Linked DNA regions of Mus musculus: region 2 is linked to region 1. The links are chromatin contacts, found by POLR2A ChIA-PET in ENCODE. All regions are on one chromosome and are shown on one strand. The core of a region is the stretch at or near the end of the contact, and the rest is flanking DNA. Distances in the headings are between cores, read along the strand shown.

Region 1 (7,018 bases), core at 2,657-5,156:
TGGGGTAATCACCTGTTACAGACAGAAGACAAGAGCCATTGGGTCTCTCTTCACTTTAACCAAGCACCCCTTAGCTGCAGGGGTCAGTCCGGGAGCATACCTGAGGAATGCCTAGCCAGTCATCAGCCTGCTGCATGGCTTCCCGTGCATTGTTCACAGGCTTACTAGCATCCCAGGAGTCCCAGTCAGGACATAGGCCTACAACACAGAAAAGAACTTGTTGTGAGTCTGGGGCTATAGAGCTACCTTCTAGGTTGACCAGACAGTCTTAGCCCAAGATCTCCCTTACCTGGGGCACAGCTATCAACAAGAGCACCCAGGGCCCGGCCACTCTGCCAGTCTCGACTGAAGTTGGTAATGGGAAGCTGTGGTAGCTTGTTCTGAATCCAGCCTAGAAGCCTCTGCTTGGGTGTTTGCTTCTTGGCCTCCTCATCCTCTTCCTCATCCCACATGGGCATTGAGATGGAATAGTGCAGGATCAGGGTCCAGATGAGGCCTAAGATCAGCTTCAGATTTCCATCCACAATAGCCTTGCTGTCTGTGGGAAAAGGCGTGGCGGCATTGCAGTTAGGGTATTCCCTCATGAAGGCCAGCAAGGAGGGACCTAGGTCTGCAGCACAGCAAATCAATTAGGTGACAAGAGGCCCCTCCCAACTAGGGGTAGAAAGTGGATCAGGCACCCTCTGCCCAGGGCATCTAAATGGTGTAAGAAAATATTTTGTGATAAAGGAGAGTTTGGGGGGGAAAGACTCCCATAGACACATAATACAATCCAATAAAAGGGACCCTGCCAAAAACCGCAAAGCCCAGAAGGAGGGTGGAAGAGCAAGTGAGATGGATGCTGTACAGCTGCTGAGATCAAGACCTGCCCTAATATCTTGAGATCTATGGGAATTGGGAGAAGTGGCTCAGCCCTAACTGGCCAAGAAACAGGGCCCCTGACCTCAAGCTGGGTTGGAACCAAAGAAGAGGAAGGCTAAGTTGGCAAAGAGTAGTTAGGAAATACAACTGCTGCTCCAGAGTGGGGGAAAAGACAGAGGAAGTGTTGGCAAGGATCCTTGTGTAAAAGGGTGCGAGCTCCACCCTTTGCTACTTCCTTGTCTCTCTACCCCCAAACTAGTAAATAGGAGGTGGAACAAAAGAGGGCTAGCTTGGGGAAGGGGGCCACAAGTCAAAGGAACTATGTTTAGTTCTGACTCATTGAGGCTTATAGGGAACTTCTGGGGTGACAGCCCCCATTGCCCAGCTGAAAGAGGAAGAGTAGAACCGCCAAGGAAACCATAGGTCCTTAGTAGGCTGGGTTAGCCTGCCTTTGGTGCCAAAGAGCACTTGGGAACCCCTGTTGCAGAGGCCTTGGGTGGTGTTCTTAAGTCCTGCTGTTTCAGCATAACCTGCTTAGATGCTACTCACCACCCAGCCTACTTGCCACCTAACGGGCTAGGTCTCAGGCAGCCACCAGGCTTACCACAAAGGAAGTGGTTAGGGCGGGCACCCTAAACACCCATCACTATGGCAACTCCCCTGAGCCCCACCCAAAGCCACCTCTTTAACCTCCTCAAGGGTGGATGGCTTATGGTGAGTAGCATTTTCTAAGGCTCATCTTTGGAAACCCTACAGGACTTCCCTGTAATCAGAGAATGTTTATCTAGTGAGTCAATGGAGAATGGTCATGAAAACTAGGATATCACTGAGAGAGCAGGTAACATTCCAGTGCAGTGGGAAAGCACCTGGAGAACTGCTATCTGAGCCTCTCAAACAGAGTGATCTTTCCCATTCACAAACTGGTCCTGGCCCTTCGAGAATGTTTTTCATTGTTCCAAAATACAGAGAGGATGGGAAAGGAAGTTGAAAAAAAGTCAAGGACACAAAGATCCTACCCTACCAAACAAAGCCACAGGCCCATCACAAAAACCCCCAAGGAGATCATAGGTCCTTAGTAGTCTCCAAGGGGAAGAACAAAGACAGACCCATCATCCCAGTAAGGTACATCTGGTCCCTCCCCTGGTCTGATTAGGTGAGCTATGCCAGCTTCATATCCCTCCCAAGAGGAGAGGATCAGGGCCCAGTGTTGGGAAGCAGCTTGGTAAGATGGCCCCGCCCCATCCCACCCCTTATCCCCAGCCCCTGGGCCAGCCGGCCCCCTCCCTCCCCTAATCACTGCTGCTTTCCAACATTTTTTTGCCTTATATGGCAAAGCTCTGGGAACTAGGCCTGCTCCAGCCAGCTCACAAGAAGGAGGGGAGAAAGAAGGAGGGAGGAGACCCCCCCTAAAGAGCTGGGGTGTGGCCTGCCTCCCCACATCCGGTTGCCCCCTTCCAAGACTTAGAAATGACTCAGCTGGCTAGACTGAGGCTGGGACTAGGGGTGAGTTTTCATACATCCACTGGCACACCTCTATGAGCATTTAAAAAAAAAAAAAAACTCAGCACTTAAAATCTGCTCTCTGAAGGGCCTTGGTCCCTCGCTGTTTTAACTAGCATGTACCATTCCAAAGTTGTAAGGATAATAGAAAACCCTTTGTATTATGGAGTAAAGGTCCACTCTTCTACTCTCCCTGTTCCACATTCCCAAGATAACAATTCTGGTGCCTGTCCATGAGCAGCCCCTACTTTGAGAAAAGCATGGGATCCTGCAAGAGACAATACCAATGCCAACCTCTCCAGTTCAAAGACTTGGGAACTGGACTAGCAGTAAACCCTGTGCACATTGGAGCACCTTTCAACCAATCTCTGCATTCTAGATGTACAAAACCAAGGTTTACAATGAAACAAGAATTTGATCCATGATAGACAGCAAAGCTAACAACCAAGTGCTCGTGCCTTTAGTCAACCACACTCATTACACCTGGAGTACAGTTTTGCCAGCAGTATATCTCTTTGCCCCCCTCCAAGTTCAGCAAAAAAAGAAAGAAAGAAAGAAAGAAACTGGGGATTTGAACTATCTCCAATGGGGAAGCATGTTCCAGGGCAAGAAGTTGAGGGAGTCCTACATAAATAGGAGAACAAGCTACAACCTTCACTTTAGAACTGCAGAGGCAGCCAAATGCTAGAAGGGTACTTTTAAAATTGTTGTAGGTGGAAAGCATGGGTATCCCAGGGATGGGGTGCGGCTCTCAGAGGCAGAAGCCTAGTCTGTGCCTGTCCCACCTCGGGTGCAGCGTTGGGGGCGCGGCCTACAGAGGATGTGAGCTCAGCCTGGGAGCAGGCCAGCAAGGCGCTGCGGGCGGGGGCGCGTAGCGGTTCGCATGCTCGCCAGGCCAGCCTTTTGTTCTCGAGGACCTCAAAGAACAAGGCGGCTAAGGGGCCTAGTGGTAGCCTTGGTTGTGTGCAGCAGCTAGGGAAGACAACTAGGAGAGACTCTAGAGGAGAAGAAAGGAAGAATTTGTTGCGACCACGCCCGCACCCACTCAGCGCCCCAGTGTAGCCCGTGCCCTCACCTATGGACACGAGCTTGATGCTCTCACGGTCCAGGAATTCAAGCGCCACCGACACATTTTCGAGCTGCATCTGGCGGAAAGTGGGTCTTTGGTTGTGCTTGCGGTGCATTTTCTTCTGGCTGAGTACCTCGAGCAGCGCGATGAGCCGCAACCCATCGCTCAGGTCCGTCTGCAGATTGGCGATGCGCTTGCTTACGCACTTAAGGTGCTCATTGCACCAGCGGGTGAATGTGTTCTGCTGAATTTTCTTCCACGGTGCATCTTCTGCTAGGTCTTTTTCGGTAGCCGGCATCTCCGCGTCCCGTGAATCGATACTGCCTCCCGGAGACGCAACCGCCGCACTCTGGCCACAGCGGGAGTGAGAGCTACTCATTTTGAGGCGCGAGGAACGGAGGGGCGGTGCTGCAGCTTCGCCGATGGGACGGCCCTTTAATTAAAGCAGTAGGCACCTCCGAGCATGAACGACGAGGCACAGAACAGAGGTTGCACTGCGGAAAGAGCGAGCCCTTTAAATGTATGCGAAAGGCGGAGCCAGAGGCAAAGTTTCCTTGGGGGCGGAGCCTCTGGGTGGGGCTTCTGGGCCGCGCCCGCCCCACCTCGCCCCTCCCGTTGGAATGCCCCACAACGCCCCCCGCCCCCATCCCCCGAAGCTGCCTCTGCACTCCGCCAAAAGCAACTCAGCCCCGCTGCTTCAGAAAGGGTCTTTGAGCCCCAAAGAGCACAAAAAGGTCTGGCAACATCCGCTACAGTACTACAGGAAACGGACCCCAGATCTAGGAACGCTTGAGCAATTCTGTCACAGAATTGCTCAGCTCCAGCAGGCACACCCTTACAAGGGACTTTCTTTCCCCAAGGTCCCTGCAGAAGGCGGAGCGAATAATGTCCCGGTATCACTTGGGCTCCGCCCTGACCCTGTACCCTCTTCTACATTCTCTATTCTTCCCGAGCTTAGGGTTCTCAGCCACAGTGTGATCCACAGCAGAGTAAAGCAATCCTGTGAGCGAACCCTTCCAGAGCGCCTAACGCTGCTGAGAGCTCTTTGTATGCTGTCAGACAGGGCTCTCATCACCTAACATAGACACCCACAGAGCCCTGGCACTCCCTACCCATCTCCTTTGGTCTTCCCAGTCTCCATGACCCTGGCCTGCACACCTGCACAGGCCCATTCCCACCGTCGTCTTCTCTACTGCCTAGTTCCATCCGCGAGGAAATGGGGCCAGCACTGGGCCAAGTGGCCACCAGCACTACAGGATCAAGCAGCTTTCCAAAGGTCCAGGGTATGCCAATGCACACAATCAGAGGGCGCCTGCCTGCCTGCCTGCCTGCCTGCCCTGTGATGCATGTAGATCTGTACACCTTGTACCTGCCATACTCACTGTTCTACCTTGGGCCCTGAGGAATTCTGGGGGGAGAGGTCTTCTCTGGCTGAACAGTCCCAAGCCTTGCTGTGACCCTAGAGATGTGGAGGGGCTCAGGGAGAGGGTCCCAGATTACTGAAGAAAGGAGAGTCACCAGACATCAAGGCTTGCTAAGGAGCCTGAGTGTGTTCCCTAAGTAGTGTGAAGCTACTCACTAAAAGTTAATTTAATGATAGATATTCTCTGGAGATAGTGATGAGGATGCTGTGCTGGGACAGAAAGGAGCGAAGATACAGAAAAAGAAAACTGTAGGGGATACTCCCAACCATCCTCTTTAGTTAAGGGGATTCATCTTACCTATGTCTTTCCCGTGGTAGACTTTTCCATCTACTTACTCTGTACTTCAAGCCTCTCCAGAATGTTAAATTGTTTTTCCAGAAAGACAGGCTTCTGTCCCTACTTCTCAATTCTAAGACCAGTGGCCGCCGGGGCTGGAGAGATGGCTCTGTGGTTAAGAGCAGTGGCTGCTCTTTCAGAGGACCCAGATTCAATTCCCAGCACCCATATGAAAGCTTACAACTGTCTGTAACTCTAGCTCCAGGGAATATGACACCTTCACACAGACATGAATGCAGGCAAAATTATGCACATAAAATTAATTAGATAGATAGATAGATAGATAGATAGATAGATAGATAAAGACCAGTGGCTGAAAGAGGCCTTGGGTTGACCAACATGTCATGCCCAAATATGGTTGACTCTCCCACAGCCTGGAGTGTCTTCATTGCCTGTGGTAGGGCTATGATAGGGCTTTGATCACAATGGGCAGAACCTTTCAGCATAGTCATCTTGAGATTGTCTATGATATCGCCAGTCAAATAACATTTTCAGTACAGAATCCCTCCCCCCCATTCTACCTCCAGTCACCTGCATAAATATCTGCACCAAGTGAGCCAAAGGTTGAGTTGGGGGACATGATGGCAGAACTGTGCAGGGATAACCCAAATGGAAACTTCCAGCCATGTTATTCAAGACACAATTAGGGTAATATTTTTGGTCCCCCTGATCTACTGGAGAGCAAAGCCCCATGTACGGAATTGCATTAATACATGATTTTTCATTCAATGCCATTTGGCTGGATCACATGAGTTCATTAATGTACAGAGAACAAGGAAAACTGAATCATAGTAATAGAGCACAAAGAACTTGAGTTTCCTAGCTTCCAGCCCTATGATTTGGCTATTTAGGGGGAAAAGAGGAAATGGGGGGGGGTGTCCTAGCCTTAGAGTGCACAAGTGCCACCACCAGATGTCGCTCCATCCCAAAGATCCAGATGAGGCAGCCCCAGGAAGCCAAAATCCAGCTCTTTCATATTTTCCCTTATTTGGAGTAGATTCTTGGATGGTAGACACACCCCGCCCACCTCCCCACCCCACTCCTCTCAGACCCCAGACCAGGCCCTCCCACAGGGAACTATAGGCCCAAGCCCACCAGCTATACTGGGATCCTGAAGAGCTATTTCTAGACCTGTGTAGCCAGGGGGCGCCAGGAGGGAAGGAAACAGAAAATCCCCAAAGTGAGACCAGTTCCCTTAAAGCAAATCCAGGTGTGGCAGAAGAGAACAGTGATTTCCTGAGCTCACACCTTGGCCAAACTGGAGCTGCAATTGACTGCGGGTGGATTCCACCCACTTTTTCTGGCCCCAGTCTGACTTTGGTATCTAGGAATGCTGATGCTTATGTCCTGGCCGTCAATGACATAAGCATAACCAACCTGAGACAGGACCCAAAACCCAGACTGAAAAATCTAGTTGGCCATGCCCCTGCCACAGCCCTGGAATCAGCTCCCCATAGCCAAACCAGCAGAGGACTCTTGTATCCACCCTTGTTTCATCTCTCTTGTGTCCACGTTTGACACTGACTAAAAAGTGTCCTTCCAAGTTGTCACTCACCCTTATCCTAATCAGGGTACTAGTCTTAAAAGACCTTTCCGGGATAGGTACACAATGACCAGTTTATGGGCACCCATGCCTGTACCCATCTCTTGCCAAACGCTCAGATACTAGCCCCCTTTTCAAGGACTCCCCCCATAGGCTCGAGTTCCTGGATTCCTGGACATAGACACAATAAGTTTGTGGTAAACTATGCAAGGCTATCTCTGGACACCAACGCAATGCCTGGGACCTGAGTCCACACCCAACCTGCTCCTGGTCTTGGCCTCTCGC
Region 2 (7,018 bases), core at 1,497-3,996, 340 kb before region 1:
GGTGGACATTGGGACTCAGAGAGCAAGTCTGAAAGGTAAGACCCAGGAGTATCTATTCAAAGAAACCCCCTGTAAAGAAATCAGAATGGGTGGACTTCTATCCTGACAGTGACTTTCCTGGAGCTATGAGATGAAAAGCCTTGTTAGGTATTTCCTATCCAGACCTCCCATCTTCCTATCTGATTTCCTTTCTCAGTATGTCTTCTGCCTGCTCTCAGACTCCACTCTATGGTAATACCGACTTCTCCAGCTGCATGCACGGCCCACTCATCAGCCTTTTATACCACCCACTGGACTCCCTTGGGGGTGGATTTTGGGGATCACCTTTAACCAGGTCATTGAAATTGCTAATTTTCCATTAAGGGTACAAGTTAGGCAGATGGGAACTGGTGTGTATGTATGGAAACTCCTAACACCGAAGCCAATGCAAAGCAGAGCCCACAATACCAAGTGTTACTGCCACCAGTCTCCTGTCTCTGAAGTGGGCTGTGCCAGCCACTCGCTAGGATGAGTGCTGACTTCTATCGGGGAAATCTCCACTAAATGAGAATAACAGGGTTTAAAGAATGGCAATTAAAGTTCAAGTAGGGTCCCAAGAGGACCCAACAGGCCCTTCCTTACAGTGCCTGTCCTGTGTTCCAGAAGGGATGTGCTTGCTACTCATGGAGGGACCTATTAGAGCTGCACAATGCTGAGTGCACCAGCAGATCACACTATTGTGTGGATTCTCCAGTAACAGCAATAGCAGTTCTGCTTCCGAACATGCACACCAGCTGCTGTCAAAGAGCTATAGATTACAAGCCAACTGCATCTGAGGTCCACAGAAGGCAGGAAACTGCTGTTCCAAGACTCCAGGTTGTAGCAGAGCTTTCAGATCTCAGCTCAAAAAACCCTGATCCCCAACCAAGCTCTGGCCCTTGTCTAGCCCCAGTGTGCTCTTGGGACCTTGGTTGTCCTTTGTAGTGGCTATTATCATACATGAAATCAGCTGTGCACTTGGTTGTTTACTGCTTTTCTCTCCTCAGACCTGTGAACCTCAGAAGGGCAAGGACTGCTTCTCTCATATACAATAAGGGAGTCACAGAGGCTGCAGCAAAATAGATGTAGTAAAAAAAAAAAATCTGGGTGTGATGGCATATGCTTGTCATTCCTAGCCCTGGAAGTTTGAGGCAGGGGATGTTGCAAGTTCCAGGCCAGCCTGAATAAAATAATGAGTTCAATACTATCCTGCTGTACATACCAAGCTCCAATCCTACTCACACAAACAAACAAACAAACAGTTGACAAAAAAGAGTGAGAAATCCTGCATATTTGCATTGCAAAGCTGGGACCCAGGCCCCCTAGCACTTCCTGTGAGCCAGGCATTCACTCTCACTTCTGCTGACCAGCAAAGCAGAATGCATTGTCCTCCAAACCACGACTATGCGACCTTTTAGAAATTAGAGTGCCAAAACAGTGCCCCTGTTCCAGCATGATTGGAAGACTTTCTTTTGAGGGAGGCTGGTGAGAAATAATAGCCACAAAGGCTGAACACCCTGAGTGAGCAAGGGCCATTTAAAAGATATTCTAGGGCCAAACTCCAATTTCTCTTGATGGGAACTAACCGGCCTGTGTTTGCTGACTGAAGACATTTCAAGGTCCTTAGGCTTCAGGACATTTTGAGGAAGTAGGATGGAATCATTGTCTCCATCTGCTGGCTCACCCTCTGCAATCACCTCAAGCTGCCTCTGGACACCAAGATGAGGAGGTCTGGGTCAAACTTTCAAAGGCAGTTATGCTCTCCACTATAACAGCAACACATCATGAAGATACACTTTGTTATAAGTTGCTTGCACCAAATAAGTACATTGGAATTTCATCTACAGGTTGGAAAACTCCAAGGATCATATTATTTCTTCTCTTATGAGCCATTGTGCTCTGTGACAGGTAAGTCACTGTGTTTGTATCCAAAGTCTTTGGAAATAGGAAGAGAGCCAAGATATCTGGAAGCAACAAGCAAGTGGGGGTGGGGGTGGGGGTGAGGGAGGTTAGACACTGCCTCCTTTCCTGTGAAAGAGTTACCTACCACACCCTGAAGAAATGAAGCTGTCAGCAAAGAACTCACAAAGCTCATTTGCATGTGATTTGCATAGAAGTGTTTGCCCAAATCCAGAGGTCTAATAGCCTAAGGCTGTAAAGCCATCCCAGTTGAATTTCTCTAACCCATATTCAGTCTCCTAGCTTGACCCAAGACCAACCACCCTAAACCTGCAAGCTAATACAGTGCCAAAGGGAGGTGAAGGTGCTAAGAATTCATAGATTCTAGTGGTGTTAAGAGTGAGGTGTCAGGCTACCAACAAAGTCAAAGTGGCCCATTATACTCCAACTAGAAAGCCACCCTCTCAGTCTGTCCTTCCCTCGGGCTACCACAGTCATTGCTGCCTGAGTGAGCAACAGGCGACCCAAGTTGGCTAAGGAGGCGAGAGGGAGGGCTTGGGCAGGCAGTTGAGGCCAAAGAGGCTTCAAGAAGCAGGGCTTGGACTCCCTTCTCCACCCTGCTCCAGGCACCCCTGAGATCAGCAGCGGACACTTGGGGTCTCCCCTGTAAACCAGGACTAAAGCACCCTCTCACCTTTGACCTGTGCGTCATACTCAGGTTGTAGCCCCCGCTCCCGCCGCAACTTCCCGTGCGCCGCCATGGCCCAAGGCCGTTCGCGACTTCGAGTCCCAATGCTCCCACGCGGAAGCGAGGCGAGACCGCCAAGTGCAGGGACTAGGGGCGCCAAGGCCAGCACCCTCCGCGGGCCCCGCCCCGCCAGCCCCGCCCCCAGCACAGTCCCCGGAGGGGCGGGGCGACTTGGACCTGGCACTGCCCGGGTGGGCCTCTGAAAGTCTAGGCACCCCTTTTCAGGCTCATCTCTCTTGAGACAAGTTGCTCCTCTACCTAGATACCTTGAGCCCAAAGAGTCAACATAAAGCAGCAATGCAAGACAACCTCAACATGTCTGGGACCACCTGCTGCTGTTCCTCATTATCTGCAGAAACCTATCTGTGGTTCCCATTGTCAGACAACACCCCTATGGCCACTAGCCCTCAATACTAATGGACAATGGCACCATAGCTGCTCCAGGCTCCTAGGTGGTCTGCCTCTGAAGCCTTCCTGGACATCAGATGCCACCCTCCTTCCAGAGTCATAGCCCATAGTGAGGCCTATGGGAGTTCAGACAGCTGAATGGGAAGTTGTAGGCTTATGCTCTCCCTGGGCCCCCTGAGGGGGAGGGAGCGGGGTTCAGCTACAGTTCCCCTTCTACTCAGCCCCAAAGGAAAGAACTAGCCTCATTTCCCCATAGGTAGTTACCACTTCCTGCTGCCGGAAGAGATTATTTTTGTCTCTTTTCCCTTCCATCTTGCACCTGTAGGGACCTATACCAGTGGGGGCTTTGAACCAGCCTAGAAACAACTCCTACTGCCTCCTTTATCCAAGGATGATGGTGATTTTATTCACCCCCATCAACTCTAAGTCATAAGGCAAGATCTACTTATTAATTTGTCATGTTTTGTTTTGTCTCATTCACAAGGCTTCACTTTGTAGCCCTGGTTGGCTTTACACAATCCAGGCTGGACTCAAACTCTGCCTCTGTCCCAAGGGCTAGGATTGCATATGTGCACAACCACAGCAGGCTCTTCTAGTCAATTAGGAAGGCAGGAGGCAGGTGACAAGCCATCTGTCTTTAGTTCATTGGAGAGAAAGCCCTGGGGTATACAGACTGTGGGCGATAGGCAAGATAACTTACAAAACATGCTTGAAGGTACTAATACAAGGGCATCCACACCTGTACTTACATGCATGGATGTCAAAGTGCATGTGAGCACTTGTAAGCCTGACATGGAGATTTGGCAGGAGGGAAGACTGTTCTGGACTTTCAACTGTGTTCAATCTTTTTTTTTTTTTTTTAAGATTTATTTATTGTTATATGTGAGTACACTGTAGCTGTCTTCGACACACCAGAAGAGGGCATCAGATCACATCACTGATGGTTATGAGCCACCACGTGGTTGCTGGGATTTGAACTCAAGACCTTTGGAAGAGCAGTCAAAGCTCTTATCACTGAGCCATCTCACCAGCTTCAATCTTGGTTTTTTTTTGTTGTTGTTGTTTCGTTTTTGGTTTTTTTTTTTTTGGTTTTTCGAGACAGGGTTTCTCTGTGTAGCCCTGGCTGTCCTAGAACTCACTCTGTAGACCAGTTTGGCCTCGAACTCAGAAATCCACCTGCCTCTGCCTCCCAAGTTCAATCTTGTTCTTGATCTCCATTTGCTCCCAATACCAAAGCCCTTCTCTAAGATGCTGTTGGTGCTCACAGAACCTTGAAGAAATGGTCTAGAAGCTAGCTAAATGTTGGCAAGCCCAAGTCCTGGACTTCCAGAAGCTGGTCTCAGAAGTAGCAATGTTGGAATCTTCCACCAAGGTAAGCAAGCCTGTATCGTTCTCATAGCACATGAATGAACATCCATCCTTATGAACTTGCTTTGTCAGGACATTTATTTCAAGAGTGCCTCATACTAAAGTAAATCAGGCACCAATGCCTTTATTAGTTAAAGCAACCCACCCTACCTGTCTTCCCTTCTTTCTGACCCTTAACTAATCCTTAGAAGTCACCCATCCAAGCAGCAGAGCCAGACCAGGATTCAGGCACACAAGAAATGGCTACTGAACTAGCCTTCAAATATTCTTAGTCCTTAATCCAGAAATCTGAACGGTGCCCCATTCAGCCCTTTGCATGAAACTGAGTGAAAAGCAAAACAGAAAACTTAGTGACTGGCTGTTTTCGGGACACTTGCTTGGCATCTGAAGCCATGAGTGAAACTGCTTCTGTTCCTTTAGCTCTTGTTCCTTTTGTTTGGAAACAGGGTCTCACTATGTAGGTCTGGCTGTTCTGGAACTTACTATGGAGACCAGGCTGGCCTCAGTCTGCCTCTGCCTCCCAAGTGCTGGGATTAAAGACGTGTGCCAGCATACCTGGCCTGTTCCTTTTTGGCTTTTTTTTAAAAAAAAAAATGAGATTTCTTCATTTAATTTTATGTGTATATGTATGTGTAACTTGTATGTGTGCATCAGAATCTCCAGATTCTGGAATTACGGATGATCATGAACATCCATGTGGGTGCTGGGAATCAAACTCGATTCTCTACAAGAGCAACAAGTGCTCTTAACCACTGAACCATTTCCTCAGCACCCTTCTTGGCTTTTTGAGATAGGGGATCTTTCAGTAGCTCTGGTTAAACTAGAACTTACTATGTAGACCAAGCTAGCCTTGAACTTCTGCCTCTAAGTGCTGAGACGAAGCACAAAAAGCACTACCCCAGCTAACTAGCTCCAGTTTTGAGAATCTAAAAGCCTGAAGGACAGAGTGGGAGTGGGTGGGTGGTGGCTTAGAGGCAAGCCAGAGTTGCAGAGTGATTTCCAGGCTGCATGAAGCTATAGAGACCCTGTCTCAAAAATCAGATAAGCTGGGTGAGGGGATGCTCACCTAGAGGCAGAGATAGGGACTATATATGGAGATTGTCAAAACAAACAAAACCAAAACCCAACAAGATAAGTAATGGAGGTGCTTACAGTGGTTAAAGAGCTCTTCCAGGGGACAGAGTTCAGTTCTTAAAATTCAAAGGCTGCTCACAACCATTTAATACTTCACTTCTAAAACACTATCTTCTCTCTCTCCACCTTCCCCCCCCCACTAAATCTTTAAAAAGAGAGCAAGGGTTATATATACAGGGTTATTTCTTTATGACAGGGTATCACAATGCAGGCCAGGCATTGAAATGTTTATATTCAGCATGAAGTTATAATGGCCAATATATTTAACTTCATACACTTATCAGAATACACTTAGAGCTGCCTGCCTATCTCTGGAGCTCTGCAAAACATTTTTGAATATGTGGAAGGATGTATACTTGGTCCTGAGGGATGATGACCACAGGGCTGATAAGCTCAGACTGGCTGGCTACTCTGGACAGAGGGAAATGAGAGGATAGTAGGGCTCAAAAGAGAAAAAAAGGATTGGAGAGGGCTGGAGAGATGGTTCAGGTTCAGAGCACTGACTGCTCTTCCAGAGGTCCTGAGTCAATTCCCAGCAACCACATGGTGGCTCATAACCATCTGTAGTGGGATCCAATGCCCTTTTCTGGTGTGTCTGAAGACAGTGACAGATACATAAAATAAGCAATTCTTTAAAAAAAAAAAAAAAAAAAAGGAAAGAAAGAAAAGATTAAGCATGAAGGTAAGGCCTGGAGAAGTGTCCCTAGAGTCACCCTCAGTCTCCGCTCATAATGTAAGAGGCAGACGCCGCCAAAGCAGGGGAAGTGCTGGGCCCCCAAGGCCTAGCAGGCCTGTGGTTTTCCCCTTCACAGCTCTGACCTCCGCCCAGGAAACCTAACCTACTAGGAGGCGGGGCGGACAGCAGAGTTTCAGGCGGCCACCAATGACACCTAAGCAACCAGTGCAGAGGGCGGGCCTCGAGAGGATTCTGTAAGTGCTTTAAGAGGATCTGCAATCTCCCCCACCCACCAACTCTAAGACAGGATGGAACCACTGCGCATGTCCACCGCTTTACCACAAGGCGGCAGGCCTAGCGCTGCAGAACCAATCAGAGCTTGAGAACTAAGAACGCCACTGGCTTGCGAAGGAACTGACGCCAGCACGCCGGGTGGAACAAGCCACTCGACTCATACAAAGGGAAGTCCGTAATTTTAGCCAACCAGACGCAGGTTTTTTTTTTTTTTTTCGAGACAGGGTTTCTCTGAGTAGTCCTGGCTGTCCTGGAACTCACTCTGTAGACCAGGCTGGCCTCAAACTTAGAAATCCACCTGCCTCTGCCTCCCAAGTGCTGGGATTAAAGGCCACCACTGCCCGGCAAGAACGCATTTTCGTTTGAACTAGAGGACAGGGTGCGGCTGTGATTTTTCCTCCCCGCCCTTCAGTCGCTTCTTTCTCAGTTTCTAATAGATGGTTTGTACAACCAAAGTACTAAGCTCCAGGACA

The links. ChIA-PET counts read pairs that join two places held with the same protein, here RNA polymerase II (POLR2A).
Region 2: POLR2A ChIA-PET joins it to region 1 with 6 read pairs in Patski. The contact joins the promoter of Arhgap4 here to the promoter of Flna in region 1. POLR2A ChIA-PET finds 5 or more read pairs at or near these places in 3 of 5 experiments (Patski and embryonic stem cell).

Annotation. Positions count from the first base shown.
Region 1 is chrX:74,242,628-74,249,645 of GRCm38, forward strand. It overlaps Flna (filamin, alpha), which reads right to left and starts at 3,907. Exons shown (of 46, transcript NM_010227.3): 1 at 3,437-3,907; 2 at 290-538; 3 at 101-198; 4 at 1-12. The coding sequence starts at 3,809.
Region 2 is chrX:73,908,552-73,915,569 of GRCm38, forward strand. Arhgap4 (Rho GTPase activating protein 4) reads right to left here and starts at 2,747. Exons shown (of 22, transcript NM_138630.2): 1 at 2,612-2,747. The coding sequence starts at 2,678.